Linked DNA regions of Homo sapiens: region 1 is linked to region 2. A link is a contact called in ENCODE Hi-C or POLR2A ChIA-PET data. All regions are on one chromosome and are shown on one strand. Each heading gives the region's core, a stretch centred on a gene start or an enhancer-like site at or near the end of the contact. The rest is flanking DNA. Distances are from core to core; before and after follow the strand shown.

Region 1 (2,700 bases), core at 115-2,614, 41 kb before region 2:
AGGTGTACTAAGTGAGACATCCTCTCACAGGCTGATCCTGGCATCGTCTCTTTTATTCCAATCTGGGCTCCTCTTTCTTAGCAGTCTAGTCCTTCCTGAGATTATCAATAAAGCAAAGGTGATAACAGCATTGCGATCCTATCTCTACCTTCTAATCTTTTCCTCACTCATACTAACTTATCTCTTCCAGTCCCTCTTTCTGTTTCAAAATGAAATGTGAAACCTCTATGTATTAAACAATGAAACAAGAAAAACCCACAATCAGCTCTCCATACTAAATTATACAGCAAAGGGGCTGATTTAGGAAAGTCTTCCTTGAGTAGGTTAGTTTAACTTTACTCTGATCCAATCTTCAGGAATGTCATTGGCTAAAGAAGTCATTTTAGTCATGGTGCAATCTTATTCCAGACCTAATCCCCACCCAGTGGGATAAGTCAGTTCCTTTTGCCTCATAACATTCTTACTTCATCAAACTAAAATATTTTCTATCCACTTTCGTATACTTATTTTGGAAAGCAATTGAAGCAGAATAGGCACATACCTTCTATATGTTCCTGAAACATGATTGAGTGCTAACAGTTTCAACATTGGGAAGGCAATGTTCCACTTCCTGGAGTGGATACTCAGATTGTCTAGAGGTCAAGCACTGTTTCCTAATCAGGAGACTGTTATGGAAGGAGGGTGGGGGGCATTAACTGAGCCTTGGGCTTCCTCACAGATCAACAGGTGAATCCTGAGCATCCCGTAGAGTCTGGTGTGAGGATACAGCAATGACTAAGACAAGCCTCTTGCTTCAAGGAGCTCATAGACTATCAGAGGAGACACACACTCTTTCTCAATATGTTACTGACTGTAATAGAGTCTACGCAACATGAAAAAACACACACAGGATTGGCTGCATAATTTGCAGGGTCCAGGGCAGAATGAACATATGGGTTTCCTTTTTCATAAATTGTTAAGAATTTTAAAATGTGTTAAATCAAATGCAGGGCCCTTGGGTTACACAAGCATGAAGCAAGCCCTGCATACATAGAAGAGGTAATGGGATCAGGGTATGGGACACTGAAAAGGCTTCAAAAGAAACTTAAAGTGAATGTGGTTCTTGTAGGATGACTAGGAGTTGGCACATGAAGAAGTGGGGAAGGACATTCTGAGCAAGAAAAGAGAGCCTACACAGTAAGAAAGCAGGGTATGTGAGAGCAGGTTGTCAGTCTATGAGGATGACAAAGTGTGTGGCCAGTGTGTAGTGTCTTAGACTGAAGGAGGCCAGGTGACATATCTACAGAAGGAAGTTGAGGTCAGGGTGTCAGAGGCTTAGTGAAATGAAACCACAAAAGAACAAGGCCAACCGTAGTTTAATGATAGTTTCACCACTTCCTGCCTGTGAGCTCATGGGTAAATGACAATATCCCTGAGCTTCAGCTTTTTTTATCTGAAAATTGGGGCATTCTAGTCTTGGCTCAGCCTTTAGCCCACAGCTAATGAAGCTGTGAGACCTTAAATAAGTCACTTTCCCTCTCTGAGCCTCACTTTCTTCAAATGTAAAATGAGAGACAAGGGCTAGATGAGTGGTTTCAAACTGGGCTCTGAGAAAGTGCCTTAGAGGATATGGAGGGGATGGGTGACGACAAGACGAAAGGCCAGCAGATTTCAGCCCTTCTTGCCATCACGCTTACACTAGAGCAACTTCATTTTTATCAGTGTTATATGGGTATGTGTGTGAATATATGTTTATATCAATACATGAACATATGTACATGTATATATGTATATATGATATGTATTACATATAATATATGCTATGTGTATTATAGTATGTATTTATGTGCATATACATGTTATGTTATATGACAAATATATGCTATATTGTAATGTGTATATTACAACACATAAGTACTATGTACATATTTATGCAGAAAAGTGTCTGAATTTTCACATCTGTAAAAATAAGGATATTAATAATCCCTAATTTGTAGGATACTATAAAGATTAAACATCTAAAATACATGTAATATACTTTAAAAAGTGCCAGGCACAGAGTAAGCATTGCTAATTCTTAGCTCTTACTTTTTTTGAGCCAGAAGTTAACCAAGAAGGCAGTCCCTACCTTCCCTAGGTATGGGGAAGACAGCAGTGAACAAAAGACACACACTTTGTGGGTGTGTGGGTGCTCAATGTATTTGCTGAATATATGAATGGACAGGGTCTTCGACTCCTTTGCACTAGTTTCTAGGCTAAGGTTTTTGATACAAAAATAAACAAAACAAACATGGGTACGGCCCTTGTGGGTATTACGCATATAAACTCACAAGTGAGGATCAACTGGAATTGTTGCTAAGTGCTTTACTAGAATTGCAGATTACATCTAGTTTGAAGAAATAGTTTCCACCCTGCTAACAGTTTAACCTGCTCCAGGAACGAATGTTCCTAGCTCCCCAACAAAGTTGTAAATTGTCACATTTTTCTAATATGCGGGGAGCTAGGCAGAGACTGTGGGAATGAGAGATGCCTCATTAGGTAGCAGGATCAACTTTGCTAAGTCTTTGGGCAACTGGAAATAAAAAGTAAGAATGCTTCATTTCTGTGTAAATCACTTTTCCCTAATAGGCTATACTGTCTATATTTATTCTATGGCCACTGTGGGAAGTGAAGGAGGAAAAAGAGATGGGTCCTGTCATCAAGGAACTTATCATTAATTGG
Region 2 (2,700 bases), core at 95-2,594:
CGCTAATGTTGAAGTTTTTAAATCTCATTTTATTTTTATATGTTTATTCATTTGTTGTACTTTGTCCAGCTGGATCCAGCTAGACTTGAGGTTCCATGAAACTAACATGTGATTTGCTATAACTGCCTGCCAGGTGATCATTCTTCTAGACTCTATGGGCATGTCTTTGGCCAGAAATAATATTTTAAAATAACCTGCTGTACTCTGTACTCTCTCTCTCTATATATATATACGTATTTTTTTTTTTTTTTGAGGAGGAGGGGGAGGAATGGGACACATTGACATGAATCCCTCAGCAGGTGATTTTGTAAGACTCAGCAGCGTAGCCTGTGCTGTTATCCAGACTAAAGAAAACATCCATTTCACCTTCATCTCTCTGGCTATGCAACCACCCTCAAATCAACGTTACTGAAAGAATTCTTCAAATTAGCACCACAGAAAGGATACTGTTCTGTGTCTGTCAGAGCTGTTTTCTCCCTCCCTTTTCAGCTGTGCTTTTCCACCTGCAGAAAACTCCACCTACTTCCTAAACCTAAAAGCAGGCAGTATGCAGGGAGGCATGCCTTTACTAGCAGGAGGGGTCTGAAAATAGCTGTTTAGCTATAAATTCAGAACCTGGTACACCTGGTGTGAGTGCTGGGCACCTGGGGCCTGACCAAATGGTAGTCCTCTTCTTCCCTCCGCATTCTGGGCCTGGTCCACATGGCCTGGCCTTCTGCCTCAGCTTCCTGCTGGGACTTGAGCCCTTTGCCGAGTCACAGCTCTCTGGACTAAGGCCCTACACGTTGCCTGGCTTCTCAAAGACCTTTCCCTCGGGGAGAATAAACATGCTCCCATAGTCTCTTTTCACTCTTCCTCCTTCCTCAGTGTGGGCAACCATTGCCTTCCTAGCAACTGGCTAGGCTCCTGTGTGAACACAGATACCCAGAGGAATGTCACTGTATTGTAAAGATTGAATATTCAGTGCCAAGTTTGAATACGTCCTGGTGGGGGGATGATGGCTTAGCCAATCAGCTGACATGTGGGACAGGAGCTGAGAAGAACATTCTCATCCCCAAAAATTGTATATAGCCCTTATCTGCTCCAAACCACATATAGAAGAGAAACCTAAGGCTCAGAGAAAAAGCTGAGGCAAGACACTATGAATCATTCATTACTTATTATTCAATAAATACTGAATATGTAGTAGGTGCAAGATAGGCACTGCTGTGGTTTCTCTTTCATTTGAGAGATTTTCTTGGTTCAACAGAAGTCCCACCCTTCCTGTATAAACAAATCTTAGCATAGCAAAAAATGAGGTTATGACACTGAGTTCTCCCTCTATTAAACCACAGGCTCCACGAGTAAAGACTGTGAAGGAGGAGCAGTGAGATTAGTCTTTTCTTTCAGAATCTGCAGAAGCCACTTCTGCTGCGTGATTAGAGAAGTGAGTTTTTTCTCTAACCTCCTTCCAAACAGTTTCTATGCCCCACAGTTTGTGGATTTTCAATAGGCAAGGGATGGGGGTGCAAACTCATAACTGGAAAGTCTGACGGGAAACGTGTATGAAAGAAAATATGAAACATGCAAACCTGAGGAAAAAGAAATCCTTTATCTAGTGAAGTCTTTAGTAACCATATTTCAAGAACTCTGATATTGTCCAGGCTTCTAATGAATGGCCTTCTGGCAATTCTTAAATCTAGAGCTTTGGTTTTCTTGTTGTTGTTGTGAATCCACATACCCCAGTCTCCACAAGATTCCATGGGGGGCTTAAAACAATAATCCTTAAACAATGCTATGAAAGATTATGCAGTCATGAGAAAATGATGTCTGGCAGCGTGTAGCTTACTCCAACAGGGCTTTCCATTTATTATAATAAAATAGCCTCTGTACTACCTGTCTGTCCATTCTCACACTGAAGGTTCCTTTTACTTGTGAAATGATTGGGGCGCAATAGAGGCCGAGTCCAGAGGCCTCACTCAGTCTCCTCTGAGAGGACAAGAACTGTTTTTTCATCTACCTCTGGTCTCTGTGCAGATAAGTAAGTTGCTTTCTCTGTATTTGAATTTCACTGAAACCATTGCTTAGCGGCAGCAACAATAAAAAGACTTCCTTTAAAAAATATATACATATATGTGTATGTTTGCATATGTAGATACAGATATATATACATACAGGCATGTGTATCTTCAAAGGTAAAAAAATCCATTTATGGCCGGGCGCGGTGCTCACGCCTGTAATCCCGGCACTTTGGGAGGCCGAGGCTGGCGGATCACGAGGTCAGGAGATCGAGACCATCCTGGCTAACACGGTGAAACCCCGTCTCTACTAAAAATACAAAAAATTAGCCGGGTGTGGTGACGGGCGCCTGTAGTCCCAGCTACTCGGGAGGCTGAGGCAGGAGAATGACGTGAACCCGGGAGGCGGAGCTTGTGGTGAGCCGAGATCGCGCCACTGCACTCCAGCCTGGGTGACAGAGTGAGACTCCGTCTCAAAAAAAAAAAAAAAAAAAAAAAAAAAAAAATTCCATTTGTTATTGCATTAGTTAATATTTAGACTATGAAAAATAGTTTAATAAGAATAATAACAAACATTTTTTAACGTATCTATGCCAGGTGCCTTGTTGGTTGCTTGATCATAGTAACACTACGGCAGCCATTATTAATATTCTCATTTTACATAGTAGCACATAAAAGGTATAAAACGGGACAAAAACCATCA

The links. Hi-C counts contacts between places; a loop is a spot of excess contacts on that map. ChIA-PET counts read pairs that join two places held with the same protein, here RNA polymerase II (POLR2A). Pooled maps may share reads with other maps.
Region 1: a loop to region 2 is called in a map of CD8-positive, alpha-beta T cell, with 8 times the contacts of the local background. The contact joins two enhancer-like sites. A Hi-C loop is called at or near these places in 11 of 168 maps with a recorded cell type or tissue (B cell, CD4-positive, alpha-beta T cell, CD4-positive, alpha-beta memory T cell and 5 more), 3 of 37 single-sample maps with no recorded cell type and 17 of 50 pooled maps. POLR2A ChIA-PET finds 5 or more read pairs at or near these places in 7 of 52 experiments (CD4-positive, alpha-beta T cell, CD4-positive, alpha-beta memory T cell, activated CD4-positive, alpha-beta memory T cell and 4 more).

Annotation. Positions count from the first base shown.
Region 1 is chr9:7,975,180-7,977,879 of GRCh38, reverse strand. No RefSeq gene overlaps it. Among named protein-coding and RNA genes, the nearest start is that of DMAC1, 180 kb to the right of the region's middle. RefSeq lists an enhancer at 1,020-1,129. Within about 2 kb of position 1,364, at least 8 of the 41 ENCODE cell types and tissues checked have a DNase peak (open chromatin) inside an H3K27ac peak, as active enhancers do; they include B cell, CD8-positive, alpha-beta T cell and natural killer cell, where a contact is called at or near this core.
Region 2 is chr9:7,934,420-7,937,119 of GRCh38, reverse strand. All of the region lies in intron 2 of LOC105375971 (a long non-coding RNA gene), which reads left to right. Among named protein-coding and RNA genes, the nearest start is that of DMAC1, 140 kb to the right of the region's middle. Within about 2 kb of position 1,344, at least 3 of the 41 ENCODE cell types and tissues checked have a DNase peak (open chromatin) inside an H3K27ac peak, as active enhancers do; they include B cell, CD8-positive, alpha-beta T cell and natural killer cell, where a contact is called at or near this core.